4 separate regions of the Mus musculus genome follow, and all the other regions are linked to region 4. The links are chromatin loops, found by intact Hi-C in ENCODE. Cell type or tissue: left cerebral cortex. All regions are shown on one strand. Each heading gives the region's core, and the rest is flanking DNA. Links, peaks and the distances in the headings are about the cores only.

Evidence for each region. A loop is a pair of places that touch in the nucleus more often than their neighbours do. Peaks named below come from ENCODE experiments on the same cell type or tissue, not always from the same donor. Only the 100,000 strongest peaks of a DNase experiment are listed, where the experiment ranks them.
Region 1: a loop joins it to region 4, with 3 times the contacts of the local background. A loop is called at or near these places in 2 of 42 quality-filtered maps.
Region 2: it touches region 4 in a loop (4-fold over the local background); 8 of 42 quality-filtered maps call a loop at or near these places.
Region 3: a loop joins it to region 4, with 2.7 times the contacts of the local background. A loop is called at or near these places in 2 of 42 quality-filtered maps.

What each region holds. Positions count from the first base shown.
Region 1 is chr4:49,240,218-49,245,217 of GRCm38, reverse strand. The region is part of intron 2 of Plppr1 (phospholipid phosphatase related 1); the gene reads right to left. It overlaps Gm32657 (a long non-coding RNA gene), which reads left to right. Exons shown (of 3, transcript XR_390555.4): 1 at 1-2,758; 2 at 4,603-4,753. Among named protein-coding and RNA genes, the nearest start is that of Gm32657, 2.9 kb to the left of the region's middle. In left cerebral cortex, for the core only: no CTCF peak of the experiment used is centred there; no DNase peak of the experiment used is centred there.
Region 2 is chr4:48,767,874-48,775,878 of GRCm38, reverse strand. Gm52718 (a long non-coding RNA gene) reads right to left here and starts at 704. Exons shown (of 4, transcript XR_003955338.1): 1 at 666-704. In left cerebral cortex, for the core only: a CTCF peak has its summit at 4,292 (motif pointing left); DNase peaks (open chromatin) are centred at 3,808 and 4,303; H3K4me3 peaks cover 462 bases; H3K27ac peaks cover 325 bases.
Region 3 is chr4:49,150,381-49,158,385 of GRCm38, reverse strand. All of the region lies in intron 1 of Plppr1 (phospholipid phosphatase related 1), which reads right to left. Among named protein-coding and RNA genes, the nearest start is that of Gm32657, 91 kb to the left of the region's middle. In left cerebral cortex, for the core only: a CTCF peak has its summit at 4,344 (motif pointing left); a DNase peak (open chromatin) is centred at 4,345.
Region 4 is chr4:49,054,837-49,062,841 of GRCm38, reverse strand. Plppr1 (phospholipid phosphatase related 1) reads right to left here and starts at 3,380. Exons shown (of 8, transcript NM_178756.4): 1 at 3,225-3,380. In left cerebral cortex, for the core only: no CTCF peak of the experiment used is centred there; DNase peaks (open chromatin) are centred at 3,155, 3,793, 5,680, 6,162 and 1 more place; H3K4me3 peaks cover 2,178 bases; H3K27ac peaks cover 1,010 bases.

The sequences.
Region 1 (5,000 bases), core at 1-5,000, 180 kb before region 4:
TCTTGCTTTGCAGAATGAATGGGATTTTATAATAATGAAATTTACTAAAAGAAACAACTCTATATCAATAGTCCTTAATGTTTAAACACTGGATCTTGATGAATGCCCTTCTGCTTTTATTCTAGAATTGACTGAATGAGATATGATGATATATTTGGCTTTCCCTTCTCTTTCTTAAATCTTTCAGTAAATTTAATTTGCAGACGTGATTGGATTGGTTCCAGGAGGGGGAGGGGAGAAGTGTGTACGCATCTGTAATGATCTCTGACAGTGTGATGTGGAGCAATAGTTGTTTTTTTTTTTTTATGACAGTAGCCAAAATTACCATAATTAGGGAAAATATCCACATCTTTCTAAACAGCGTTAACTGATTCAAAAGGGACTTAATGAGAAGTTACGAGGGGAAGAACATTTTTGCCATTGACGATTAAACATTAATTAAAGTCAGAAGGCACTAGTCAAATTGTCTTTGGTCTTCAGTCATTTGGCAAGGCACAGAAATTGGAGTCTGTAGAATCTGCTGACGTTGCTGACTGTGACCCTCCAAATGGGTTCTCTAAATTTACAAGCAGTTTCCATGTCTAATTTTACTTCCTGCTAAAGACCTTGATAAGATCATACTGCAGAAATCCAGAGCTGAAGGCTTTTAAATGCAAAGCATTTTAGAATGTGGTATCTTATTTAAATAATCTTTTTTTTTTTTTTTGGTGACAGGTCAGTAAAGGGAATCTTATATGAAATATAGCATGATCCATATTATGAAGAAAAACGTGCAGGGATGATGCCAGAAGAAATGCATCAGGTTATTAGGAACAGATTTTTAAAAAAGAATTGAGTATTGGATGACTCTCCTGCATCTTATGTATCTTCAGTTCATAAACAGGAAAAAAAAAATAAAGTAAGTTTCAACATCCAAAATGTTCTTTATTCTCATGGAAGAAACGATCAGTATCATAAAGTTGTCCCTACTTAGGGTGGTGACATTTTGATTCTGCTGTTGACCCTAGAGTTTGGAAAATGTGATGAAAGGGAAATAAACAAGCACACCTCCCATAGAAATCTTACAGAATATCCAGGGACAGTTTGTTATGTAACCCAGGCTGACCTCCTGCTATAGTGCTATCCTGAAACGCTATATGTTCCAAAGTAGACAAGAGAGTGAGCTAGGATGTGTGTTTTGTCTGTTTGTTTTGTTTTACTTTGTTTTGTCTATGATGTAGGGTGGTCACGTCACATGTTTGCTTTATTTTGCCTATGACATAGGGCAGTCATGTCACGTGTTTATTTTGTCTATGATGTAGTGATGTGGGATGGTCATGTCACCTGTTTGCTTTGGCTCATTTATTTTGACATCGCCCTTTCCAGTTTGCATCCCCTTCCTATCGATCCGCCTCAGCCCACTCACCATCCATAAAATGTAGCTGCCACCTGCCCAGTGACTTTCCACTTTCATACCGATTCACCATTTTATTCTTTTAGAACATGTCAGCCCCCTTTCTGCCCAGAACTTATGATGAGCTCAGTTTGTCTCACTCTTAAATCCCATCTCTTCAGTTTATCCTATCACCAAGAACCCGCTGGAATTCACTGGTAATTTCAACCTCTGTCCAACTATTTTTTGTGTTTACATTTAGTAATTACATGTTATCTTTCCTACTTAGCTTTCTCTCCTCTGTGTTTAACTCCACATTAGTTATTTCATATAATTGGTACTGAAGGGTTTTTTTCCATAATTTAAAACACACATTTTAAAGATGCTAACCACAGCATCTATAACACAACTCCTATACCTAAAGCTCAGGGGACATCTCAGAAGAGGAGACAGAACAGTTTTAAGAGCCAGAAGACCCAGGGGATTGGTAGATATACAGTGTCATATAGACATGACAGGGAAGTTATGCTAATGGAATTGAACAATATGGTTTCCTACACAAGACTTGCATAATGACACTAGCTGACATGCCAACATGAATGAAGAAAATCTCAGAAGGCCTCACCCTGAGATGATGAGCCACAGGGCAATCAACAGCTACTCTCAAAGGGAGAGAATAAGTCTTCTCTCAAAATGATTTCCCCAATAGGTTATCCAATATTAAGTGGTTAGCCTGAAACACGTATACATATGAGCAATACTAAATTCAGACAGAGGAATTGAACCTATTGCCTTCATTTCAAAATTCAATCTTGTGTCTCTGTACTCTCTCTCTCTCTCTCTCTCTCTCTCTCTCTCTCTCTCTCTCTGTGTGTGTGTGTGTGTGTGTGTGTGTGTGTGTCACGGTCAGTTATTTATAGAATAGTTATAGCCAGGTTGGCTTATGTTAGGTCTGAAATGGGACATCTGCACTAAGACATTTGCAGAGTAATTTTTCTCTTATTTTGATTGGTTTTGTCTTAGAATAGTGAGGCATTCCTTGATGCATTTGTGTGAATGTTTGTGAGTGAGTATTCATGTGTGTGCATGTGTTGAGTGTCTGTATCCACACAAAGCCAAGTGCCTCAGCCATACAAGAAGATCACCTTGACTTTGTCAAATTGATGTGAGTTAAAAGTGCAGATAGCAATAATAAGGAAAATATAGTCAATAACTTTTAACTTTGTGCTGGTGCTTTTCATCAGGGCAAAGGAAGAGTGAAGAGGTTTGTAGAAGACAGCTGATTAAACCTCCACATGAGAAGGTGTGGAGCTACTGACCTCCAAATAGCACCGAGACTCTTCTAAGAAATAACCTTGCAAGAAAAGCCTTGGCTCAGACGATGGAGTGAGTTTGTGTGTTTACTGATGTCTTCTGTGTCTGCACCTGGGCTGGTTCCTGGGATTCACTGAGAATAAGGCACAGGCTCCATTCTTAATGATCTATCTAAGTCTAGTACGAATGGCAATTGTATCACAGCAGAGAGTCCAGTGCAGTTTGACATGTGTTTACAAGAGACAGAGTAGTCCAGAGGCATGTCTGGTCAGGAAAGGCATCAGAGGACAAACAGAACTCCATCTCATCACAAACCTGACCCCATCACCAGCAAAGGATTAATTTTGAAGCTGAGTCTTTCTACACTTAGAAAACGGTCTTGTTTTCACTTACTGAAGCAAATGTGATCTCCACACTTGTCATTTAAAAATACAAATAGCACAGGTATAAAACTTGACTACAAAGCAGTATTTTAGAAAAGTCTGATTTCTTTATATTTAAGTCCACTTATCTCTATGGTTGCACCAGAATCACACTTGGCCACAAGAAATCGTTCACAACAGGAATTCTTGGGACTCCCTCATCACAGATGCCTTCAGGGTGCTAGATAGCACTGCAGCACCTGTTGTGGAACTTACAAGTTTCCCTCAGTTCAAAGGCTGTGATGTTTCTATGCTAGGGTAGGGGCACAGACATCTACGAAAGCCCAGAGCCCCGGGGCATGGTCCTGTCTCCTTTGAGGCCCATGGGTTACCATCTTTCTGTTCTTGCCTTTTCATAGATCAGCACTGCCTTTCCCCAATAGGCTAAAATCTCACTCAGTCTGCTTCTCTTCTTTCAGCGCAGCGGGAGTATGTTCCTCATCCTCCTGGTCCTCCCTCAAAGGTGCTCTCCTTCTCTCTGTGCTCCCCAGGCCTCCTGGTAGAAACACTTTTAAGGCAGTGGTTTTCAACCTTCCTTTTCATTGCTACTTCATAGCTGTAATTTCACTACTGTTATGAATCATAATGTAAATATCTGATATGCAGGATATCTGATTTGGGACCCCCCGTGAAGGGCTCATTCAACCATAAATTGAGAACCACTGTTTTAAGGAGTACAAGCTCTCAAAAACTAAGTACCATGTGTGAATGCTTGGGTCTCCCTCTCTCCATAACTTGAGATCCTAGCGTCCAACCTCTCTGAGAGGCAAGCAGGTTATGAGATGCGAGCAACCATGAGTGGTGTCACTGCAAGAGGTCCTAGACTACCATAGAGGGATAGGGTGGTTTAATCTCATCTAACCTCAGTTTCCAGAGATGTGAGACAAGTCAAAGTAATGGGTTGATCCTAAAAGTCCCTCAGCCCAAGGACTGGTAACAGGTTTACTGTAACACAAAAGAGTCTATGTGTTTACCGGGCACCTCAATAATTACCAAACCATTGGCATAGTGATGCTTCATTGCTTGACTAGACAGGCACATATGGAGCATAGAGAAGTAGAAACATCAAGAGTGAATGCTGTGTGTAAGCTAGGAGTGACAGACAGGCTGTGTCCAGAACACGAGACTCCTACAGGCGGCCGTGGATCCTGTTTCGGTCTTCTCTGTATGTTTCCACACTGCATTTAGCTGCACAGGTAATTTCAGTCATTGGGATGGGAAGTTATGGGAATCAGAAGTTTATAGATAAATCCTTGTATAATAGCGGCCTAGAAAATGTTTAAGTTAGCTGTCTGGGATCAGATTGAGAGCACGGCCCTGGTCAGCGAGGTGAGGTCTCTCCTTCATTAACCCTGACTTCTGGGCCTTCTATTTAAGTGATGATTTGGTATGACCAGTGAGAATATTTCAGTCTACAAATGGCCCATAAGAAACATAAAAAATATCATGTGCTCTAAAAGAATTGACTTAATATTTTTTTTTTCTTTCACTTAGGAATGGCATAGAATTCATTCCTTCAAATGACTCCAAATGGCAGAATCCTGGCACATGCTCAGGCCAGACAAGTTAACTCTGGCTTCCCACCCCTGGCATTCTTCTCAACGCTGTCACTAAACCCCAAGTCTATCCTCTGCGTGGTCTCAAGGTGGGGGCGGGGGAGTGCGTGGTCTCAAGGTGGGGGCGGGGGAGGAGTGCCCACAGTGTACTTTCCTAGGGAAGAAATAATACATTCCATCAAAGGCTGGAAGAAGCCTGAGCGACAGCAACTCTGGATTCATTGAGAAGGAAAATGATCTCAAAAGTCACCAAAATGGAAGATTTTAATTACGGTCTTCACTGATCCACCTTAGATGCTTTAAGTGGAATTGTAGAGCCTTTCTTTGTTGATATGG
Region 2 (8,005 bases), core at 1,679-6,678, 290 kb after region 4:
GTGGGGTAAGGGTTGGGGGCATCCACATGGAGACAGGGCGGGTTGAGGGAGAGGTATGGGATATGGAGATGGGGTGGGTGGGGAGGGGCGGGAATGGAATATGAAGTGTAAAAAATGAATTACAAATAAAATTAAATTTTTTTTAAATCTATGATAAATCACAAATATATCAGGTAGACATTCACAGCTAAAATTACATTGCCAAAGAAAAACTGCATATTTTAGAGAATTTTACAAGTCTCTAGAAATCCCCTAGAGAGATAGTATTCCTTTCTGAAAGTTCAATAAGCTCACTTAATATGTAAAATGTTTTAAAAGAAGAAACACAATGACTACTGTCCCTTAACCCTCCTGAATGCAAAGATCTTCCCAGACCTGGGGGGAAGGCATCTCCAGCACCCCTCAAGAGTGATCAGGGCCACAGCGCCCAATACGCAAGGACATATCCCAACATAAACGTAATCAATGTTCGTTTAAGGAGATGAAAATCCAAGTCAAATTTGTGAGCATCGCATAATAACAAACCACAGCTTAGCGTTATTGTGAAAACCATGAGATGGGAATCGAAAGCCAGGTGGAGACTGTGTAAACTGGGAATGTCCCCCACGGATCATACATTGTAGGGTCAGTCACCAGCTGATTAGAACTGAAGACTCTAATCTCACCTCTGGAGTAGTCGCTGACAGAATCCTGGGAAGCTGGAGAACCTCAGAGGGTGGAGTCAGCTTGGAGGATGTGGGTCACTGGGCAGACACCCTGCAACAGTATCTCTTGTCCCAGCTCTTTCTCTTCTGCTGCTTCCTGGCCACCCTGAGCCACTCTGCTCTGTCACATCCCTACCTGCCATGATGTCCTTCCTCATCCCAGTCCTGAAGCAATGGAGACAGCTGACCAGGGGCCAAAAAAAAAAAAAAAAAAAAAAAAAGCTGAGCAAAAGTAAACTCTTATTCTCTTAAGAAGGCCATGCCAGATGTTTTATCGAAATGAAAAGGCTGACACAGAGGCCTCTCTAAACACGGACTTTCTCATCCTTAAGAAGAGCTTAGGCTGCTATCTATCTCCATGTGCTCTGTATCCAGAAGGAACAGTAAAGAATATAGACACTGAGGACAATATCCTGTCTCTAAAGCTGCATATTAAATAACTGAAGATGCTGTTATTTAGAATAAACCTATAAGACAGCTGTCATGGCTCAGCAGAAAAAGGCACTTACAGCCAGAACTGAGGGACATAAACTCAATCCTAGAACCTACACTGTGAGAGGAGAAATTCAAATTGTCCTCTGAATTTACACACACACACACACACACACACACACACACATAATTATAAGCATGCACATGAGAGCAATTGTAAGAAAAAATTAAATAAAATTTGTCCTTCCCTTTGTAAAGTTAAAAAGTTTACTGTCAGTTTCTCCAATTTTCTCTCTTACTATGAGACAAGACAATTACAGAGTTTGCCTTAAACTGAAGCCTGCCTGCTTCACACTGATTTGCCTTGTCTGTGGCCAAAGCATAAAAGGAGACTCAAGAATGCTGTTCAGGAACACAGCCTGCATCTCAAAAAGCCCATGGGTAGCTACAAGAAGACCACAAGATGAGAATGCAGACTAAGTGGGGAATCTCCCATTCAGGGTAAGCTGCTTTTAAGGAAGAAGCCATCTCAGCAAGTAGCAGACACCTCTAAGCCCTACCTTTTGCTCACTGAGCTGGGGCTGTCTTCTGATCAATCTCAGTGTGTGATGCCTTTCCACACACCATGTGCCCTCCCCTTCCGCTTTTGTACCAGTCTATCCTACTTCTACTGCTGTGTGTGATTCTTCCTTTTATCTGCAACAGCAGGTGCCTTGATTAGGAAGTCAATAGAGCTAGCTTTCCTCCTTGCTTGAGGTATAGAGAAAGCAGGAGTCAGTCAGGAACATCTCTTTTTCAGAGGAGCTCAAAGCAGGATCATGTGCCCTTCCACACCTCAGGTTGGACCACAACTCCCAAAGAAGGCCAGTGTCTCCGGAGAGGCCACATGGCAGAGAAAAGCCTTTTTGCACATCACAAGGATGTGGTGGGAACCCAGACAGTCTAGCCACTATCCACCAGGTCAGAGAAAATGTCCCCCTCTATCTTTTGATCAAGGTGAACAAATGTATTTCTTCTGGAAAAGAGAGAGAAGGGCGTTGATATGATTTTGGAAATCCTTAAGGGGTAAAATCAACACAGCAGCAGAGAGGATTCTACAAATCAGATGACAAAGCTGAGATGTCACTGCAAACTGGCTGAGAGCCAAGAGGAAAGTGTATCAGGGATTCTGTTGCCCCTTCCCGGTCTTAGACAAGAACAGCCCTGGATCTGAAGTTGCATTCAGTGGAGACTGTGGCAGAAACAGTTTTGACAAACCTCTGAAGGCAGCAAGTCTAACACAGGAAGTCCTGTAGCCCCTTTTCGGTCCTTGCTTATCAAAGGGACCTGATGCTCCTTGTTCTCTGTTATAACACTGTACAGATGTTGATCATCACCTGGAATGAATGTAATAAGACTTAAAGGAGCAATGAGCCAGCCAGACTGCACGGTGGGCTGTGAAGATGGGACCTGGATTTGAGAGGAAGATAGTCTCCTCCAGTCTGCCTGTGGAAGACAATCCCCTTCTGCTGCCTTTGGATCAAGATGTAGAACTCTCAGCTCCTTCTCTAGCACCATGTCTGCCTGGATGCTGCCATGCCTCTCCCCATGATGATAATGGACTGAACCTCTGAAACTCTAAGGCAGCCCCAATTAAATGTTTGCCTTCATAGGAGTTGCCTTGGTTATGATACCTCTTCACGGCAGTAAAACCCAAACTAAGACACTATTGTAGGAGAAATGGTGCAGCTGCCTCTGTATAAACACCCAGGGGCCGCAAAGGCATCTCCAGCAGGAGGACCTAGTTGAGGACTAGCTGCCTGAGAGACCAAGGATTGCTGATACAGACAATGCCAGCCAATCAGAAACTGCTGTTTAGAAAAGATGCTTTCTTGGGACCAATGGGGGTGGAGCGTATTAAAGGAGCCTGCAGCAGCATTCAGAGCAGCTTGCTTCTCCCTTGCTCCCAGAGTCTATGTCATTGATTCTGCACCACCTCAACTCCAAGCCCCAAGGGCAGGTAGGGTCAGGTGGCGAACTAGAAGAGTGGTGTGGTGAGCCCATGGCTGGACATTCAGTGCTCAAAAAGTTTACTTTAATCACTTTTATATGGGGTACATGTTCTCTGTGAGATCAGAATCATCACTCATACCTGATTCTCCTTTGCACATTTCTAACGCCCATTTAGCTAGCTCTGATGATATCTACGTTTGAAGTTGCAGCATCTCCCAGGATCTTCCCTAGTCTTCAAGAACAGAAAATTGTAAGACATTCTGATGCAGGGTGGCAACATCTTAAGTAACCACTTTCCCTCTCTGTGTGGAAGTCTCAGCTTTCACTGCATCTAGAAAATGAAGAAAGGCATAAAACCAGCCAGAAGGAGGAGGGAAGCAGTGTGGAGTTATGAAGGGCAAGCCATTGCTACAACTAGAGGTCCGAGAAAGGAAAATAGCGGTGAGATGTATGGCCAAAGGCACTTAGAGAAAGGATTTGTGATTTTACCAAAGACCTCATGCTGCAGTGCTGATTCTCGCCTAAAAAACTGGAGGGAGATGGGCGCAGAATGAAGAGCTGTAGAAAGGGTTATAGTCTGTCAGATTTCTAAATTAAGACCGATTCTAAAGGCTACACAAGTAGTTTCCGCATCAGCCAAAACTATGCTTGCCTGCCTCTTCCAGTGGAACAGATCAAAGGCTGGATGCTGTTTGCGTATGCAAATCACCAGAGAAGCCTGGAAAGAGCTGGCGACACAGCCTTCCTGCAGCAAGAGACTTTTGCTTAATTGGTAAGGAGAGGTGTGGATATCTGCTAAGTCTTCTCCATCTGAAATGAGGCTCCCGGCATTGAAAGTGAGGAAGAGCACAGGCAACTGCTTCCTTAGTTTGGTTTTTTTTTTAAACTAAAATCTGAGTCAACGTTGGAAAATTGCCCCCAAATTGTCCGTAGCTCTTTTTCCTTTACTAGATTTTATTGAGCACATACAGCACAGACTTATTTCAGACCAGTATTTAGAGTTTCACACCATCTAGATATAGAAACTTCCTAACAGCTTGAAAATAAAGGAGAAACCGGTGTACAATAAGCCAAACCAACTCACTGAGCCCACTAAATGCTGTAACAAGGGCAAAGAGGGAGATAAATACCCTCGTGGGGAAAGCCTTAAATTTGCTGTCGGTAGGGCGCCCTCTGCTGTTTAAGAAAATATAGACACGGTGAAGAGGAGGCCTTGAAGACTCATTTCCAACAGTGACAAAAATCTAATCTTGAGATGAATTGGTCCCTCGTAAAACAACAGCTGGGCCTAACAGTCATAGAACAAAACAAAACAAAAAAGTACTCCTGCTCCATGGGCTTCATTCCAAAACAATCCCGAGATATGATTACGTACAATTGAAGCCACAGGATCATTACAGTGGCCCTGAAAGTAGTCTCCACCCCCTCCGCTTAGGTGTTATGCGCTCCTGTTTACTCTGGTCACGTGATCTGACGCTTTCGCCTTTGTCTTCTTTCAAAAGTGAGAGAAAGGAAGTCCTCTTACCTCAGACATAATAAAGATTTTGAGCTTGCTGCTGAACATAACAGCTCTGAATGCTTGCTTGCTTTCCTCGGAAATCATAAAACATTTAGGGACTCCTGGGGCAAGCTCATCATAAAATATTCAGCAGCATCTGTGTCATATTATTTACTGACAGAGTAGACCCAGAAAATATGTGCCTGAATTGCAGGCTGCCCTGCATCACGTGGACCATTAGGCTGTGCTGTGACTGGAAGGAACTAGTTTATGGTCCTTGGACTGTCTCTCTCCCTCTCTCCCTCTCTCCCTCTCTCCCTCTCTCCCTCTCTCCCTTTCTCCCTCTCTCCCTCCTCTCTCTCCCTCTCTCTCCTCCCTCCCCCCCTCTCTCTCCTCTCCCCCTCGTGTGTGCACACAGAAACACAGAAGTGTAATACCTAAGCAGAGAGGGTGGAGACTAATTTCAGAGCCACTGTGGCTTGAATTGGATGTAATCAATCCTGAAAACTGCGATTGATGTCTCTGGATTGTTTTGGAATGAAGCCCTTTCCAGATTGATCTATGAAGCGGGAGTACTTTTTTTATGACTGTTAAACCCAGCTGTTGGCTTATGAGGGACCAATTCATCTCAAGATTAGATTCTGTCAGTAAGAAGAGTGAATCTTTCTGCTCCCTGTCTATTCCTAACTGCATCTGTGCCCTGTTCCCCCTCCCTGTATGTGTGTGTGTGTGTGTGTGTGTGTGTGTGTGTGTGTGTGTATGTCTGTCTGCATGTCTGTCTGTCTGTCTTTGAGTATGTGTCTGTCTGTCTTAGAGTGTGTGTGTGTGTGTGTGTGTGTGTGTGTAAGTGTATGCATACACAAGTGTAAACACAGAAACAACATTTAAGCAAAGGGAGTGGGAGACTAATTTCAAACTCTATGTGTGTATATGTGTGTATTGATATGTATGTGCAATACACACACACTCAGGTGTCAACTGCTTTGTCCCCAAAACTGACAGAATGTCATAGAAAGATTTTTCAGGCAGTCCTTTAGAAAGTGCCTAGCCATCACCTTCTGTGTCAGGTCCTGGCTGGCCTCTGCCACAAGATAATACTAGTTCTGCAGCAGAGATTTTATATGAGATGGGCTGGGGATGGGGGGAGACTAGGTGGTCACTTGGCAATAAGTAGAGTCAGACACTAAAGTCCTGTCTAATCTAGTTCCTCAGCTGCCGGCCACATGACTCTCAGTGCCCACCCTAGAAGGGACATGCTTATTCTGAAACAGTCCCTCACAGGACGTGGCCCATTCCCTTTGAGAATAACCACCTAAGGAGCTTGTTAAACAGAGGGGTACGCATCTGGTTCATCTGGGAGAGTCACTTTACACCCAATACCTCGGCTACTTAATTAGTCTCCTTTCTCTCTTAGAAGTGCACTAGTGTAGGGTGTAAATCACACGTTCACCTCATACACAACCTCTTCCAGGGTCACTGTGACTTCAACACTCACTCACAAAGGTGACAACAACGTCCTCACAGAGGACTTTAGTGGAGTAGGAGGCCGGCCCGCGGCCTACATGAACCAGGTATTCCTGGAAGGCAGGCTGGGGCTGAAAGAGAAACTAGAAGGCGAGAAAAAGAATGATGAGGCCAAGACAAATTTTTCTCTGATCAAGGCCCTCGAGTTTACTAAGGGACTGTGCTTGTAAGGGGGAAGGCTCATCCTCCTCCCCCCACCCACCCCCCACCCCTCGCCAGTCCATTCTTGGTGCTTTGTCGCCATGCCGTCAGCACTTGGTTGCCAGGCTGTTGCTTATAAAGCAATGTCTCAGGAAGACAGGTTCAGCCCCTTGGCAGGTAGCAGAATCTCAGGGCAGTTGTCACTTCAAAAGAAGCCAGCCAAGTCCGAAAGCTGCACCGCAGGTGGCCCCACCTCAGTGGCGACAAGGTCTGTACCAGCCCGCTTCAGGCTGGGGAAGGCTACACTTTAGAGTTTCTAGAATCTTCCTAACAATTCTCCTCAACTATTTTGAGATTCCCGGTTGGAATGTCACAAGGCAGCAGCAGCCAGTATTGGAAGCTGATCTGCTGATTGATATTAGCAGCAGATTCTCTCATGGGAAGCCGCCTCCATCTCCGAGGACACCACCGGTGGGTGAGGCCCAACACACAGGAGCATCTGCACTGCTCCAGACTCTGCATATAGAAGGGGACAGTCCCACATACCTCCTTGTGCCTCACACAGGCAGGAGTCTCAGAAGCAGAGCCAAACAGTTCCAAGAGGCCTTTCTTGCAAAACTTCTCATTTCTTATTGTCCCTATTTGGAATACCACAAAATGACAGCCAATCAGCCAAACACAAGTTATAGGTATTCCTTAGGCCCATCACATTAGGGGAGTATTGTTTTTTTTCTTTTCTTTTCTTTTTAACGTCAATCTAACATGTTGAATTAGATTTCATATCAAATCAGGGATGTGCTGAAAAAGCCAGATGTTAAACTCTTCAGGAATGTTGTGCGTGGATGTTAGATACAGCTGTTGGTAAAGCTTGGATTGTGTAAGTTCTGTTAAAGAGCATAACTTACATGCTTCATGTATTTTACATGCATAAAATAATACATAAACAGAATACATAAATTTTGTTAAAGACAGAGGCAAAAATTAGATATCAGTGATGATTACAGCTATTTGTAAATATGCAAGATCCACTAACTATTCAGTGAGAATGTATGAAGAGAAAAAATTATAACAAATCATAACTCAATACAACTTTAAAATTTGTAAGGCATCTCTTTCGTATTACTTTAGGAGTTACTGTGACGTTACTGACCTCTATTGTGGTTCGAGGGTGTGAATACCGTCTAGTGGAAGGTTACTCTACGTCTCTGCCCACATACCATCCTACTGGCGAGAAGTGGGCAGCACAGAAATAAGTATTACCAAATCAAGGCTTGGAGCGCTATTAGGGAGGTGTTTTGTGTTGTTGTGTTTATGTATGTGAATATTTGCCTGCTTGTCTATATGTGCAACTGTAAGGTTCCATGATTTGCTAGGAATGATACCCCGGACTCAAATAGTATGCAAAAGCAAAGAGCGTTTATTCTGCAGAGAACCTGCATGCATACATCAGGATGGAAGAGAGGGGTGTGGACTTTGCAGGGTCAGTTTAAAGCCTGTTAGGGTGGGAGTGGATAGCTTTTACCTTTCTTCCCTTTGATTGGCTGGCTCTATCTCCAGGGCTATGGTGCCTTTGTGATTGGTTACGGCTCTGGGGGGTTTGGGGGACTTTTGCTGATTAGCTACACTTGGCTTGATCTAGATGGTGGGGCAGCTTTTACAGCTCCTGATTGGGTGCCTGTGAGATTAGCTCAGGTCACGTGGTGGGGCAGCATTC
Region 3 (8,005 bases), core at 1,564-6,563, 96 kb before region 4:
TGTATTACAACAGGGTATTGTTCAGAGATCCTGTTTCACCATACATGTAGTTGAACAGATATTTTTTGATTTTGCTGAGCTACTTGATTGAGCCCTAAGGTCAACAAAGACAACAACCTATGAACAGTTTCTCAAATACTCTTATTTGAAATTGTTTTTGACTTTTTAAAAATTAAATATCTACTTTGATGCTTGTAAGGAATTTTTAAAATTTAACTTACATTTCTTCATTTTTTTAAGAAAAAAAAATAAACCTGAGCTAAATTCCATCTTCAGAAAATGAGAATCACCACAGAGATTCTGTGAGATAAAAATCCAAGCACATAATAATGCAATTAATAGTTTGCTTGAGATATTATTAAAGCCAATATTTGTAGACAGTGCCAGGTTCTGAAAAAACAAAGGAAAGACAAACGGGTTTTTTAAATGCCTGGAAAAGGTATATATCTTTACAATGTATGGCAGTATTCTTGGGTGAGATTAGCCTACAGCGGCAGCCCAGGAAATAGTGCCAGGCTTGCTTCCTTGTTATGGCTCAGACATACTCCAACACCATCCTTCTCTGCACATTCAGAGAAAATTGCAAGGACTAACCGGAAAAACAACTGAATACAAAGCAAGCTTCAGTGTCTATTTTCATAGGGAGAAAACAGATGCCTGGAAGCCTCCTGGTCCAGGTTCCCTGACAGCAGTGGGAAATGCTACTTTCCTACTCCTCCAGGTGACTCTGACCCCTTAGTCTTTCCTACCACAAATTGACAGGATCAGATAACCACATTGTCAAGGCTGTATTTTAACCAAACCTCAGATGTCTTTGCCTAGCCCATGTCTAAAGAAGAGGAGAGAGTCACAGAAGCAACTCAGGGGTAAGTTGCTTCCTTTCTGGAGAACTCCTTGTTCCTATTTGCACATGAGTTGCAGAGTAGAGCCCACTATGAAATAGTGAGTATATAAACCTATCAGGGCCAATTACATTTCACCTTCTCTGAGGAGCACAGATTCCCGGTTTGCTGACACCTACTGTGAGAATGAACTGGCAACACATGCTCCACAGTGAATGTAAAATGCAGCTGAGTGAGGTTTACCCTGCAGCCATGGGTGAAAAATTACGAACTGCTTCTGAATGATGCATTACTATTGAAAATGTTGCTTCCTGGGACTAAAATGTATGGCCACCCTTGGTAGATGGGTAGATCCCCGTACGCAGAGCCTCTTTATCTTAGAGAGTGTTGCCCTGGTGTGCTAAAGACATAGATCTCCACCAAGATCTGGCCAGGGGCTTGGGCTCTGCTGTAATTTGCCTTTGGGATGAGTGACTCTCAGTTTTTCCATGTGCAGAATAGACTTTTAGCAAAGTTCTGTTGAGCATTAATGGAATTAAGGACTTGGCAGAGTACCTGATACACAGATCAATAAATGCTAACCTGTTCTTTGTCTTGTGTTAGGTACCACATTTCAAAGGTATTGCAATATTATGCTGGCTGACGTCCCACAGACCAACAGGAATTTGTTAGAAACCTATTCTAGAAGCCCATAATCATTATGTGTCCTGGATGGCTAAGGAGCCTCTGGATGCAAAGGCTGTGACCTTCAGAAAAGAGCCCTTTCTCTTAATATACCTTATTCTTTATTTTTCTTTCCAATTGTTAGAATTTTGGCTTCTTTAATTACATCTCCACAAATAATGAATTACTGGGTTATTTTAATTATTGAATTTATGTTTCTTTTTTCATTTTTATTGGTTATTTTATTTATTTATATTTCAAATGTTACCCCTCTTCCCAGTTTCCCCTCCACTAACTCCTATCCCCTTCTCCCTCCCTCTGCCTCTATGAGGTGCTCTCCCAACTGCCCACCCTCTCCTGCCTCAGCACTCTAGCATTTCCCTATCCTGGATCATTGAGCCTCCATAGGACCAGGGGTCTCCCTTCCCAATGATGCCAGATAAGGCGATTCTTTGCTACATATGAGGCTGGAACCATGGGGTCTCTTCATGTGTACTCTTTGTTTGGTGGTTTAGTCCTTGGGAGCTCTGGGGGTCTGTTTGACTGATATTGTTGTTCTTCCTATGGGGTTGCAAACCCCTTCAGCTCCTACAGTCCTTGCCCTAGCTTTTTCATTGGGGTCCCTGCCCTCGGTCCAATGCTTGGCTATGTACATCCATATCTGTATTGGTCTGGCTCTGGCAGAGTCTCTCAGGGGAGCCCTTTCTAAGGAGAGCTAGCCTTTGTCTCTACCTGATCCTCTGTGACTGGTCACACCCTTTTATATCCAGCCCCATTTACCATTGGGAAGGTTTAACTTCTAGAAAGTGCTTCTCTAAATTGGGCTTGAAATTGGCCTCTCTGTGCCAGCTAGACCCACTGATGAGTTATAACTTAGTCTACTAAGTCGCCAAAAATACCAATATACTTGATAACAGAAGGTGCAGGATGAAAGAGTCATTTACCTGAACTATGTTACAGTAGGCAGAGCCTCACAGGATTGGCCATATAACTTGCCTTACTTAGTTGGGGTTTCTATTGCTATGATAAAACACTGTGGCCAAAAGCAACTTGCTGATGAAAGGGTTTATTTTAACTTAAAGTTCTCTGGTCGTATTTCATCGCTGAGAGAACTGAGGATACAATTTGTGCAAGAACACAACAGCAAGAACTGAAGTGGAGGCCACGGAGAAAGGCTGTTTTCTGGCTTGTGCTTCATGGTTGTCTCAGCCTGCTCTCTTATAACACCCAGGATGGATTGTCCAGAGGTGGACCCGCCTACAATGGGCTGGACCCTTATATATCACCTGCTAATTAACAACATACATCACAGGCTTGTCTACAGGCTAATCTTCTGAAGGCATTTTCCCAATTGATGTTCCCTCTCCTCAGTGAATCTAGCCTGTGTCATGTTGACAAACAAAAATGCCAGATATCTCTTCTCTAGGGTAAAGAGATTCTAAAGGCAAGAGGGAAGAGTCTGAACTGACTATAAATGCCGAGGGTAAACCATACTTCCATCTTTGGATGGAGGAAAGAATATGCTACAATATTGTTCATCCAGGTAACTAAATGGAAAGGTGTTGAGTTAAATGGGACATAGCACTTATATTACATAACAGGCACTTGTCCTTCCATTCATTCATCAAGGTCTGTTGCTAAGTGACTACAGGATGAAGGGTGAGGACGCCATTTAGAAAGATTCCATGCCCATCAATGAGACTCTACACAAAAAAAGATATGTCTAAGTTTAGTGATGTGGCTCAGTGTTAGAGTGCTTGGCTGATAATAATAATATTTATGATAGTTCCTTGAGAAATAATAAAATATAGACAATAAGACATAATGCCATTGGTATCATTGGTGAATGACCTTGAAAACAAGAAACAACAAATATGAGCCTTTGAATGCTATTTCTGCTTTTAAAAGTTATAAACCCTAATATGAGCAATTTTCATCAGCAAGATCAACACAGCCACTCACTAATTGGGTCTCTCAATGGTCACAGCGTAAGTGAAAGTATCAAGAGAGGTGAAGAAATGAAAGGGAAACTATGAGAGGTTGTGCATTCTTCTCACTCGACAGATGCTGAGTTTTACTACTGTATATGTATAGATATTTTTCTCTTGGGAAGACATAGTAAGAAGTGGCTGGAAAAATCACCTTAGGTGTGAAGATGTGAGTCTCAGCTACTGGAAAAAACTCAGAGTTTTTTTTTCTTAGCCAATAAATGAAAAATTCAGTAAGGCACAGGCTAAATGTGCTAAACGGGAGGAAAAAAAAAACCACTTCATGTGGGCAAGCCATATTGGTGAACAGAGGTCACAAGCCCTCCAGAGAATCTGCCCGAGTAGCTGATGGCAGCACAAATGCTCTCCTAAACGCAGGACCAGCCTTCAATGCTACTGAACAGATATAGGATGGGAATGGGTGATTTGGATGGCGGAAGGGAGTTGATGACAGGGTATTATTATGAAGCCCAGTGCAACTGAGTTCTTTAAACAAGAGAAAGATCCTAGGGACTAACGGACATTCTCTAGTTCCTGTTCAAGGCATTTGATCCAGCTCATGAAGGCCTCCAGTGGTCTGCAGAAGGCAAAATGGTTGTAACGAGCTAGGTGGCCCTTCCTGTCCAAGACCAAGCTCAGTCGGTATCTAGTTTCCCAATGGCGTTTGCTAACCCACTTTGGGATCTTCAGGGTGAGAGCTCCTCAGTCTCTCCACAGCCTAACCTCTCTCCATAGGGGTTACTGGCCCACGGGCATCTCTCTATTCTGTAGCACAGCACACTCATAGAAAGAGACAGATATCTCCAGGCAGTTAATGGCCTCCAGGGGGAAAGCTGGAACACTCTGAAGCCCTCTGCTGCCCTCCACAGGCCACACACGATGGGCAAAGTTTGCTAGTCAGCTCTGGGCCAGTGCGGTATAAAGTAGATTACTCCAGTCATCTCTCAGAAGGCTAGGTGAACTTCCACTCTGCCCCAAACAGAAGCTTACTCTACTGGAACATGAGGACATGATAACATAGGTAAAGTTCCACTCGGAAAACTCTACTCAAAATCATCCTGCACAGAAGGGTTTGCTATGGTTCCAGACATGGCATGATTGTAGAGGTATGAAAAAGAACAGGAGCTCTCAAAAAAAAAAAAAAAAAAACAAAAACAAAAACAAAAACAAAAAAAAAAAAAACTGCAGTGGTCAGCCCTGAAATCATATACATACAAGTACCATTATAGGGATGAGACAGGTTGTAATGCTTTTAGGAAAACACACACACATACACAGGAGAGAAAGAGAGAGACAGAGGGGGGAGACCAGAGGGAGAGAAAGAGAGAGGGAAAGGGAGAGAGGGAGGGAGGGAAGCATGGAGGGAGGGAACACAAAAGGGAATAAAAAGGAAGAGTTGGAAGGAGAAACTTGGAAGAGGTAAAACAATGCTGTTTAATTAATGATGTTTTAATTAAAAATTATTTCAAAGAAAACTCCCCAGTGTTCCATGCCCCACTCTGTCTGACCCATGCCCAGGCACCCAACTCTAGTCCAGAAGAAAAATAACTTATTCTCTGAGTCCAAACGCAACATGGATGTTTATTCCAGAAATAAACATCTCATGCAAATGTACACTTCATGTGTGCTACCCTTGTTTTGGAGGCATAAAAGTTTAAAACATAAGACTTGCTATCAATGTCTTTCATAGGCAGACAAGGAAAGAGCTCTTGAAGGAAATTAGTTAGGAGCCAAGCTGTGAGGACATAAGAGCAAAAGACAGTTGTTTATGTCTCTGGGGCTAAGGAGAAGAAGGAAGAACCATTTATCTGACATGCCACTTGTATGTTTAAAAAGGCAGGCAGGCAGGCAGGAAGGCAGGAAGGCAGGAAGGCAGGAAGGCAGGAAGAAGGCAGGAAGGCAGGAAGGCAGGAAGAAGGCAGGAAGAAGGCAGGAAGGCAGGAAGGCAGGAAGAAGGCAGGAAGAAGGCAGGAAGGCAGGAAGGCAGGAAGAAGACAGGCAGGCAGGCAGGCAGGCAGGCAGGCAAGAATTTAATGGGTTCCCAACTTCTATAGGAGTTCAAATAGAACTCCTTTAGCAGAAACTATAGCTTGATCCATGACTTTGTGTGTATATAGTATATGCATATATGTGTCCACAAGTGCACGCATGAGCTTGCAAAATAGAGTGTCAATGTCAGGTCTCCTCCTTGATCACACTCTACCTTAATATCTGAGGCAAGACCTCTCCCTGAATCTAAAACTCACAGATTTGGCTAGATTAGCTGACCAATGAGCCCCCCAAATATCTTCTGTGTCGATCTCATTTGGATTATACATACAGACCACCACACTCAGATCTTTATGTGGATGCTTGCTAGGGAAGCACTTTACCAACTGGGCCAACTCCTGAGGCCTTGGCTTCACACCCTCCCTGTAGCATCAGTAGCAGTTTTTATATTGCTCTCTAATGTCGACTAGTGCCACTGAAATGCAACTTTATCTCTGAAATGCAGCTTTATCTCAAATAGTAGGTACCCAGAACCCCCAAAAATGTTCCAGGCATTTACTCCCCCATTCAGACACACTGTGCTTCACTTTCTCCTTAATTTCTCTCCCTCTCTTGTTGTATTTATTCAATTTTGTCTCAGCCACTTTTTCTAGAATGGCAAACCTGGTTCCTGCTGTGTCCCTCTAAGTTCATTCGCCCATGGGCAGTTGTTTTTATTCTGCTCATCCCCAGCTCAGCTTCTCTAAACCTTGAAGTTTAGAACCTGACCAGCTAACACCCATGTCCTGTCTACGAGGTTTTACCTAAGATCCCTGGGGGTCATGGCCCATGGCAGTCACTGTTTGCCTTCAACACCTCCCTGCCTGCCTGTATCCTAAGACAGTAGTAAGCAATCAAAGCTGTCACAGCTATATCATATCTTAAGAAGCTTCCCTGGTCTACTCGGAGCCCTCTTTGAGCAGTTGCTTTTATTTTCTTTCACTCACGGGCCACCAGATGGATTGTTCCCCTATGTGTCCATAATAATCATTGCTGGACGTGAACATTTTATCTCCATTGACAGTCCTAGTAAAGTAGCTCTTAACAAGAGTTAGCCTCGGAATCAGGGAGCCCCACTCAATTTGAGAAGAAGTCGATTACACTGCAGTGGTTATGAGAATACTGGTAGATTAATGCCCACAATGTGCCAGGTTCTTCATGTCACTGCACGCTTCCAACTCCCTTCTGACAGTTTAACTTAAAGTTCAATTTAAGGGAGATTAAGGGATTTCCTTGAGGTTTTTCACTCACCCCATGTCAGAGCCTGGCCTTGGAAATATGTATTTGTTGCCCATTGTTTTAGAGTTCCAATTATTGGGATGAAACATCATGACCGAAAGCATTGTGTGTGTGTGTGTGTGTGTGTGTGTGTGTGTGTGTGTGTTATTTAGCTTGTATTTCTGTATCACAGTTCATTAGTAGAAGCAGTCAGAGCAAGAACTGAAAGGGAGCAGGATCCTAAAGGCAGGAACTGGTGCAGAGATCATGGAGGAGTGGTACTCCAGGCCTGCTCCTCCTGGCTTGCTCAGCCTGTTTTCTTATAGAACCCAGGACCACCTGTTCAGGGCGGTGCCACCCGTAAGCAACTGGGTCCTCCCACATCAATTACTGATTCAGAAATGCTCTGCAGCCTGAGGTTTTTCCTCAACTGAGGTTTCCTTTTCTCTGATGACCAGTTTGTGTCAGGTTGACAGAAAAACTAGCCTGCACCACCCACCCCCACTCCTCTTTGGTATGACTGTGTATCATCCTATCTGAATTTGGATTCTAGATGATACTAACTTCTGGCCACAGGGCCACATTTGGGTTTTTAATGACTTCAAAGGAATATTCAAAGGCTCGTGATTCTATAGGATCTCCTTTTATATTCTTTGGAAATGTTTGAGGGGCTTGAAAGGCATCTAAGAGCCACAGTGAAATAGCGAGGATTATTTAGAACTCAGCATTAAGTGATTACCCTCATAGAGTGACTCACTATTCTTGTTGTTATTATTGTCACTCCTGGCTGAACGTAAAAAAGTTCTATGAGTAGAAAAAAGCAAGAGATCTTCTCATTAAGACAGGATATTGCTAAGTGTATATTCAAGCTATACGGCAAGAAGCATGACACACATAAGCCATATGGTCTATGCACACATTTCACCAGCAGGTTGTAAGCAACGGTTGCTAAAAGGGGCTATTATACAATATGGTTTTTTTGTGTCTCTCACATCTATGGATTTTTTTTTTACTCTCAATTCCTTGTCCTTTCATATTCCCCAATAGGGGAAAACACATATCTTTTCATCTCAACTGGCAATTTGCACTTCCGAATGTAAAATTTTCAAAAGCATTTATGTGCCCACATCTGTTGCATTCATCACCATAACCCCAGTGTTTGGCCCCTGGTAGGAACTCAATAAATAATTGTGTAATTTAAATCAGGTTCCATTTCCACAATGATCACAGCTGCCCTCTTAGGCTAAATTTATGCAAGTTGATGAA
Region 4 (8,005 bases), core at 1,873-6,872:
AGGTTTTACCACTATCTCTGGCTTCCCAGGCCTATTTCCTCCTGCTTCCCACCGCTACTCCACCATCTCTGTCATTTCACACTCATCTTCCCACAGTAAGCTCCGGGACTGCAGCCTCACCATCTCCAATCCATCCTCCACGCTGTGGTCATGCCCAACATTCTCTAATGCAGATCTGATCGTGTCTCAGACTCTCCCAACCTTCAAAGGCTCCTACACTTTCACATAAAATTGAAGCTCTTTTGATGGAGCGTCAGGGGTGGGGGTGGGGGTGAGGGCAGAGGGAATTCCCGGCACACACGTGACTCGTGACTCCTGCTTATTTCTCTGACATGCTGTTATCCCACTCTAAGGAGATAAGGACCCTGCATCTCTTGCTGCAGCCACACAAAACTCCTTCCATGACTCAGATTTGCTTTCTGCCTGGGAAGTCCTTCTCTTCTTGTTCTTGTTCAAGACTCACCTCCTGTCAGACTCCCTAAGAAACTTTTTGATCCCCCCCAACCTGTCTTTCCCTGGAAGCTCTCCCTTTGTGTGCTTTCATAGCATCCTGGCCATATCTCTGTACAAACACTCACTCCACAGCATTAGCTGTTAATTAGAGTCACCCAGGTGCCATTCTTTCCTATATGACTACAGTCACACGGGACGACTTACAGTTACCCAATGTGTATCAAGCAGTCACACATTTCCTCTGCCTAGAATTACCTTTCAATCCTTCCCTCCTTGCAAAGACTATTCAATTTTTCGAAAGTATCCCAAGAATCACTTACATTCTCCAGGGGAAGAAAAGGAAATCATTGGCTTGCATGTGCTGTTGGCACTCTGCTTATACTGCGGTCATTAAGTGAGTTGGTTATACACCAGGGGTGGTTTGCTCTTTCTTGAAGGTTTGAACCAGCTTTTACTCTCCTGGGTTTTGTTTTGTTTTTATTTTTTCCTTCAGCAACAAGTCCTGGTGCCTGTTCTCTAAACGCTGAGACAATCCAGAGGAAGGGTGAGGACTACACAGGTCATACGTCCGGAGCTCAGTACAGGGCAGAGACAGTGCAAGCTGACTGCTCTGTGTGTGCCAAGCCCAGATTTACCCACTGGCTGAAAACACTCTGAGGGCCAGAACTGGGTTCTAGATTTTGAGTGGCTTCTGGTACTGAGTGCAGGACACATGGTCAATAGGCACCTGTCAACAGAATCTGCGTGTTCAAAATAACTGCGTCTTGCAAAGGAAGAAAGAAAATATATTGTAGCAGATAAAGAACTCTAGGTAAGGGGAGAAAAAAAAAGCCAAAACCCTCCATCTTTTCCTGCCGAGAGTTTCGAGAATCAGGCTGAGACTGTCACCCTGAGGTAAGAATAACTAGCTTCTGGGAAGGTCTTTTCTTCCCTAGTTATTTGAAAAAGAACAAGCAAAAACACTTTTGGATTTCTTTCTCGCTGTACACTTCAATGGAGTCCTAAAGCTAGGCTTTTTCAGTCCTCTGTTTCCCTTGATCAACCCACCCCTGCCCCTCTATATTTTTCCTTTCCTCTTCCAAGCCTCACCCGGCAAAACAAGGTCTCTCATGTGAACTTTGTTAGTGAAGCTCATATATGTCACAGTGTCTCACATTTCAGTCCTAAAGTTATCAAAGCAAAATCATTGCCACCTGAAGGTCTGAGAGAAGGCCCCATGGCTATATGGTCCAGTCACTAATACTGGATCCCGGCCTCCAGCATTTCTTCTGCCAGCACCAGCTTCGCTTCAACACCAGACTCTAGCTTATAGAAGAGACAAAAACTGTACCCACGTGCATCCACCCAACCTTCCAGTCACAAACACGGCAGGATGGAGAAACGTGAACACATTTACTTTCTATACCTAAAAACCCAAACTTGTTTGTATAGTAAAGGCAAGTTTGGGAAGACCAAGTCTTTTGTGGTCCAGATGCAACAACCTGGGCACCTCCAAAGTAGATCCCACTCCATGAACAGGGACTGCCAACCACAGCCCCAGAAAGGAGAATGGAATCAGTGAACGCCTTACAGTGCCTGCCACTGGCCCTCATCCTGCCTTAATTGGCTGTCTGTTCACACCTCTTTAAATGCCTCTCGTTTGCCCCTCTTCTATTCCTCTTTGTCTGGCCTCACCTGCTGACCCAGTGTTGGCTACCTCAAAGGGCCCTTAGATTCCAGGCTTCCCCCAGTCGCAAGAGACCCTTGCTCAGAGTTCATCTCAGCGGGGACTGGCTTTTCAAATGGAAATTCTGTTCTCAGGACCTTTTCCCTGGTGCAGAAGAGAAATAGGTAGGGAAATAACTAGATAACTAGGTGGCAGGTGGCAAAGAATCTCCACAGAATAGGTTGAAAGCAAAAAAAAAAACCTGTATCCCCACAAAGACAAATAACAGCCCAGAATCCTACACGTAGTCCACACGTGTGTGCCACAAAATCCAGGGCAAAAATAAATTCCCAGATTCGCTTGACACCGCTGCCACACAGCTGTCTCAGCCCAGCTCCCAGATCTGCTGCAGTGGTGTTTGTGAAGACAGCGCCTTCTCCCGGGAGCAGAGACCCTGGGGCCCGGCGTTTCTAGGAGGTGATTACTCCAAGCCTTTCAATAACTCATCACTCATCCTGCACTGACCCGAGCCTCACCCTAGAAACTCGGTCACCGTCGAAGTCGACAAGAAAGCCCTTGGCCATCCTAATTCTCCAGGTGACACTGTTACTATGCGCCTGGAGCTCAGGAAAGAGAATCTCTGGCAGGTGCCCACGCCTGAGGCAAAATCAATGGCAACGCTTACAGCTAGGGGCTGAGAAATCTCAACCCCTGCTGGGGCGGTGGGTTTGACAACAGCTACTGGAAAGGTCTCCGGATCCCCACGCCCACCCCTGCAACCCTGCTGGGTATCTCGACCCAATGCAGTCTGAAGGGCGGAACCGGACCGAGAGAGCGCCTCCACGCCCCCTTTGTCTCCACGTTTTCCAAATGACAGGAGAGGAAAGTTTACGAGCCTGGACGGGGTAGCTTTCTTCTGGGTCCATCTGGCACCTCGCAGGAGCCGAGATCCTCGCTGGGATGGGATCGCGCTCTCCTCCTCGGAACAACCAGGGCATTACCTTCATCTGCACCTTGCAACCGGCAAGCCAGGCGTGGGCCACCTGAGTCGCTTCGTCCAGTCGGAAACCTGCCCCCTTCGCCCCAGTATGTCCAGCCTCAGCTGTGCCCCGGGCACCACACTCACCTTTGGCGGCCAAGCTTCCTTCCTTGCGCCCTATTGGGCGGACGGACTGCAGGCGGCGAGGTGCATTCAGGCAGCGGCTGCAGACGAGCTCCTCAGGCGCTGCTGCATTCCGCTTGCGTGGGAGAGCGAGCGGGCGAGCGCGCGGCACGGGCGTATGCGAGTGTGTGTGTTTGTGCGGTGTGTGTGTGTGTGTGCGCTCGTGGGCGGGGTGGGGGCGGGAGTGCGCGGGATCACAGATTCCCCTCGGCGACCATCCCTTGCTAAGCCTCCTCTGCTGCCTCCTCTTGTCGTTGGGTCCAGGTTTTGGGACCTCCCGTTTGTTTAATGAAAGGGAAGGAGCAAAAGGCCGGCGGGGAGGGGGCGTGGGGGGGCGTAGAGGCGGGGAGAGGACCGCGCATGCTCAGAGAGGGGCACCGAGCTTGCTCTCTCTCAAGAGCTGAAGCATGAAGCTTGCAGGGTTGTGCCCCAGGGAGTACCGGAGACTCTGCGGGGTTCCTGGAAGGCAGCCCGGGAATCCCGCTACCTAGGTGCTCCCTGAGCAGAGACGCCAGGGCTCCCGCGCTCTGGAAGCCAGTGGCAGGATCCCCACCCACCTAGGAGCCGCTTCTGCTTGCCAGTCTTTGGTAGCGCTGCGTTTTTCTTGCCTTGGATATTTTTAGTGCTTTCTCAAGCAATCTCTGAGGCCAAAGCATGATATATGCAGAGAAGTCCACAAGGAAACCCGGGCTGCAGGTGGCACCTGGACTAAAATGAGCTTTCTGACTTGGGTTTCCTTCTTCCCCCAACTTCCAGTCTGTGTTTAGCAAGGAGTAAGGGCAGGCAGTCCAGAGTCGTCCAGTCCAAACAGCTTTAACGGCTTCAGGGCAGAAAGGCACATAAAGGGTAGCGGAAGGAAGGTGACTCTCCAAGGACCCTGGATTCAGCCTTGTTCCGTGTCAAGATCCGATGGAGAAGACAGTTGCCTACTCAAGAGGGCAAAAAGAACAATGCAGCCATTGCCCCGCTTGTCTCCAGTGCCAAAGCAATTGTGGGCTCTCATAGGTTGAGGCTTCTGGCCCCTCTGCTAAGTGGAAGAACAACTGTTAGCTTAAGAAAGTCCAGTAAGAGAACTTGAGCCTGTAAAGGCACAGTAACCTGAAGCCACTGGACATTGGCAGGTGAGAGACTCAGCAAGTGGAGTGGAAACTTTCTCAGCGATGTTTGTGCACCAACAAGCGTCCATTTTCTTCTCACAGTTTAATCAAACAGCAGCAGCACACATAACCCCATTTGCTTCCCTACTTTAGAAAAAGACATCCCAAACAGGGGACTTTCTGGAACTCCCTTGCACTCACTTGTTTTTTTTTTTTATCCCTCCAAGGAAGAAGCACAGAAGATGGCCCTCTCTGGCAAATGTTTTCCAAGCTTTCCTTAAAGATCACTTCGGAGGGCTTCCACTGTGCACTTCTAGCAAGCAGATGCCTTCTTGATGAACTCTGACCTGTGTCCCATTTGTCTTCTCAATAATAATGCTGAGTGACACTTGAACAGCAGACAATTAGATCAAATCCTAGGACACACACAGAGGAGAGAAAACAGCATGTCTAAATACCACAAACAAAAGCAAAGTTCAGGAAGGGGCGGGGGGGGGGAACTAAGAACACCAGGATAGGAGGTTCTTAGAAAGAGTGCTGCCCAGGAAGTGTGGCAGGTGGCAATACCTTCCCCCTCATTGAGAATAAAGCTGAGTCCTTTGCTTAAAGAACAGTAACGTTGGATTTCCATCCACCCAGGAGGAAGATCAGGGTCTCCAATGAAACCTCTGACATATATTTGGGGCTCCTAACCATGACTGTTTTTATTTTTTTAATGTTTTGCTATTACAGTATTTAGAAATATCTAAGAGAGATCTGCACGCGCGCGCACACACACACATTCCCTTTAGAACAATCAACAATGTTTACAGGAATTTCAAGGTTCTCATATTAGCAGGGTCAGAGAACAACTTGCAAAAGCCAATCCTTACCCTCCACAATATATGGATCCTGAGAATCAAACTAAGTTTGTGGTGTTTAATTGTGGACACCATAACCTGCTGAGCCATCTCCCCGGGCCCCACTTCACCATCTGAAAGTGTCAAGTAGCTTCAAGGTCAAAGGTGAAGAGAACCTTTCATGTGTGGAACTGCGAATCAAGTGGAATCCCTCTATACTGCATCTACTATAGAACTATGAATGGACAGTTCAAGAATAAAACCTTCCTATGTGGGGAGTGGGGAAAATTCAGGGGGGACACGATGTACACAAAGCATATAACACTTCCTAGCTTGCATGGCTCTCTGCAAACTGCGGCTCTCAGTGTTTTGGTTAACGTTTTCATTACCCTGAATTTTGTTTTAAGCTGAGATTTTCTTTTCTAAGAGAGTGCAAGTGAAAAAGTTGAAAACCAAAGCTTCCCAATTTTCCCTTCTGGCTTCTTCTATCACCCACGCACGCATCACCCTAATGTATTTAAATCCATGTAGTAAAAAGAATACTATGAAGACACGTGGCCTTGCAAATAGTAACTAATTCTAGCCTCACCTTTCTGCTCATGTATGGACATAACGGTGAGACAGGCGTGTCTTCAAGCAAGCATGTGCACCCCTTATTTCTCATCGTATGAATAGAGGTCCACCCCCCCCACCCGACTGGCACTTTCCTTGGCAATCAACTTTGAAAAATATTTATCTTTACATTTGACATTAGCTTAGCTAAGTAGGGTTTCATATGCGGTTTCCAGGCACATTTCATTTTGGATGATTACTCCCAGACACATACCCGTCCTTCATCTTACCCCCACTTTCCCCACTGTATCTTCTCACACACACCCGCATTCCCTGCTCCACCTTACTCTGTTACTAGCCCCACCCCAACTCCTTTAAAGTGTCCTTCTTCGAAGTCACGTGGGCCCCTTTCTAGTTTCCTGCCTTTACCTATATTTACTCCCTTCTGGATACACAAACTCAATAGCTAGCGGCAAGGATCCGCATGGGAGAGAACATATGGTACTGGTCTCTCTGAGCCCGTGTTAGCTCAAATAATGCTTCCAGTTGCATCCATCTTTCTGCAAACTTCACGAATTCCTCTTCCTTTACGGTTGAATAAAAGCACGCAGTGCATGTGTATATTTTCACTACCCACTCACCTGCTACTAGACGACATATTTTCTTCCCATCTAAGTTTGCCTATCAGATGTCTTACTCCTGAGTATAAGATCTATAGTAGTAATAAAGATTTTTGCTGACAGAACTATGGCAAAATTATCCCCATGATCCTTCGAGTATATAATAAGTAATTTAACACTGCATGTCTGCTTTTGTTTATCTTTCCTTCAGACAGGTCAGTTATGAGTCACTCAAATAAAGAGTTTTTGTTCTTCTGCTGCAAGTGGGATATATTCAGTAAATGTTTAAAGGGTGAGTGATAAATACGAACTCACAAATTAACATATGCTGATAAAATGTTTTCTTTGAAACAGACTTCTGAACACACTGATACTTGGTACTTTTATAGATCGTGAAGTTGGTAGGTTCTGCTTTTAAAATCTTTTGTGCAATTGTCTAAAAATGGAAGTTGAAATGAGAAAGGCAAAGCAGGTTTCTGAAGACAGTTTCTATTTCTTTGGAAACAGATAAATCAAGCCCATTCTAAGGTTTTCTTCTAATTCACAAAGAGAGTAAGTTTGGGCTCAAAATGTCTGATAGTTTGAGAGACAGAATCATGCTAGACAACTAGCCCACCAGAATTATTTTCTAGTGCCTCCACTCAAAAGAATAAAATTGTCATTAGTTGTTTTTTCTTCTTCAAAATTGTAATTATAACCAGAGAAGGACCATACTCAGAATCTCACTCTAGCCTTTCTAAATCATTACTCATAAAAGTATGAAATTGGTTTTATTATTATGGATAAGAGTTAGGGTGTTGTGGGAGCATTGGAACTATGACTTCCATATAAGCCATGGAAAGGACTGAGATGATCAGGTGAGCGATGATATATTTATCTTTTCCCTGCCATATATCTAACAAGAATTTTCTGAGGCTGATATGAAAAATGAAGAAGATATAAAGAGAGAAGCTTAGGTTCTTTGTATCCTACTTGATGAAGGAACAGACCATGAATTCTGCCACATTCTGTTAACCACATGGACAAGCATGGTCACTCCTCAGATTATCTTAATTTAGTCTTAATCTTAGAATAACTGTGTTTCTTAAGAAGACACTGATTGACATAAATTTCCAGTGCATTTCTCATATTCATAGACTTTTCTCACCTGTCTTGAGTGATCTCAACCACCCTTACAGTGTTTGAAAGAGAATGATCCTCATAGGCTTGTATGTTTGAATACTTACGTGGTCCCAGTTGGTGGAACTGTTTGGGAAGAATATGGAGATGTGACCTCATTAGATACGGTGTGTCAAGGGGCAGCATTCAAGACTCCTGAAGCCTCCTACCATCCCCAGTGCACTCTCTGATTCTTCTTGATTGTGGATCCAGATGTCTCTCGCCTGCTGCTCTCTTTGCTACTGTTCTGGAGGCATGCTCATTTGTCTACTGCCATGCTGCCTGATAGGATGATTTTGATTCTAACCCTAAGCCCCAAATAAACTCTTTGTTCTATGAGCTGCTTTGATCATGGTGTCTTATCAAAGCAGTGAGAAAGAAACTAAGACATATTTCATACTTGTGCTCTAATACCTGGGCTTCTCCATCTCCTGTGCTTTGTATTTTGGGTCAGTACTTCATATGTCCTACACTTCCAG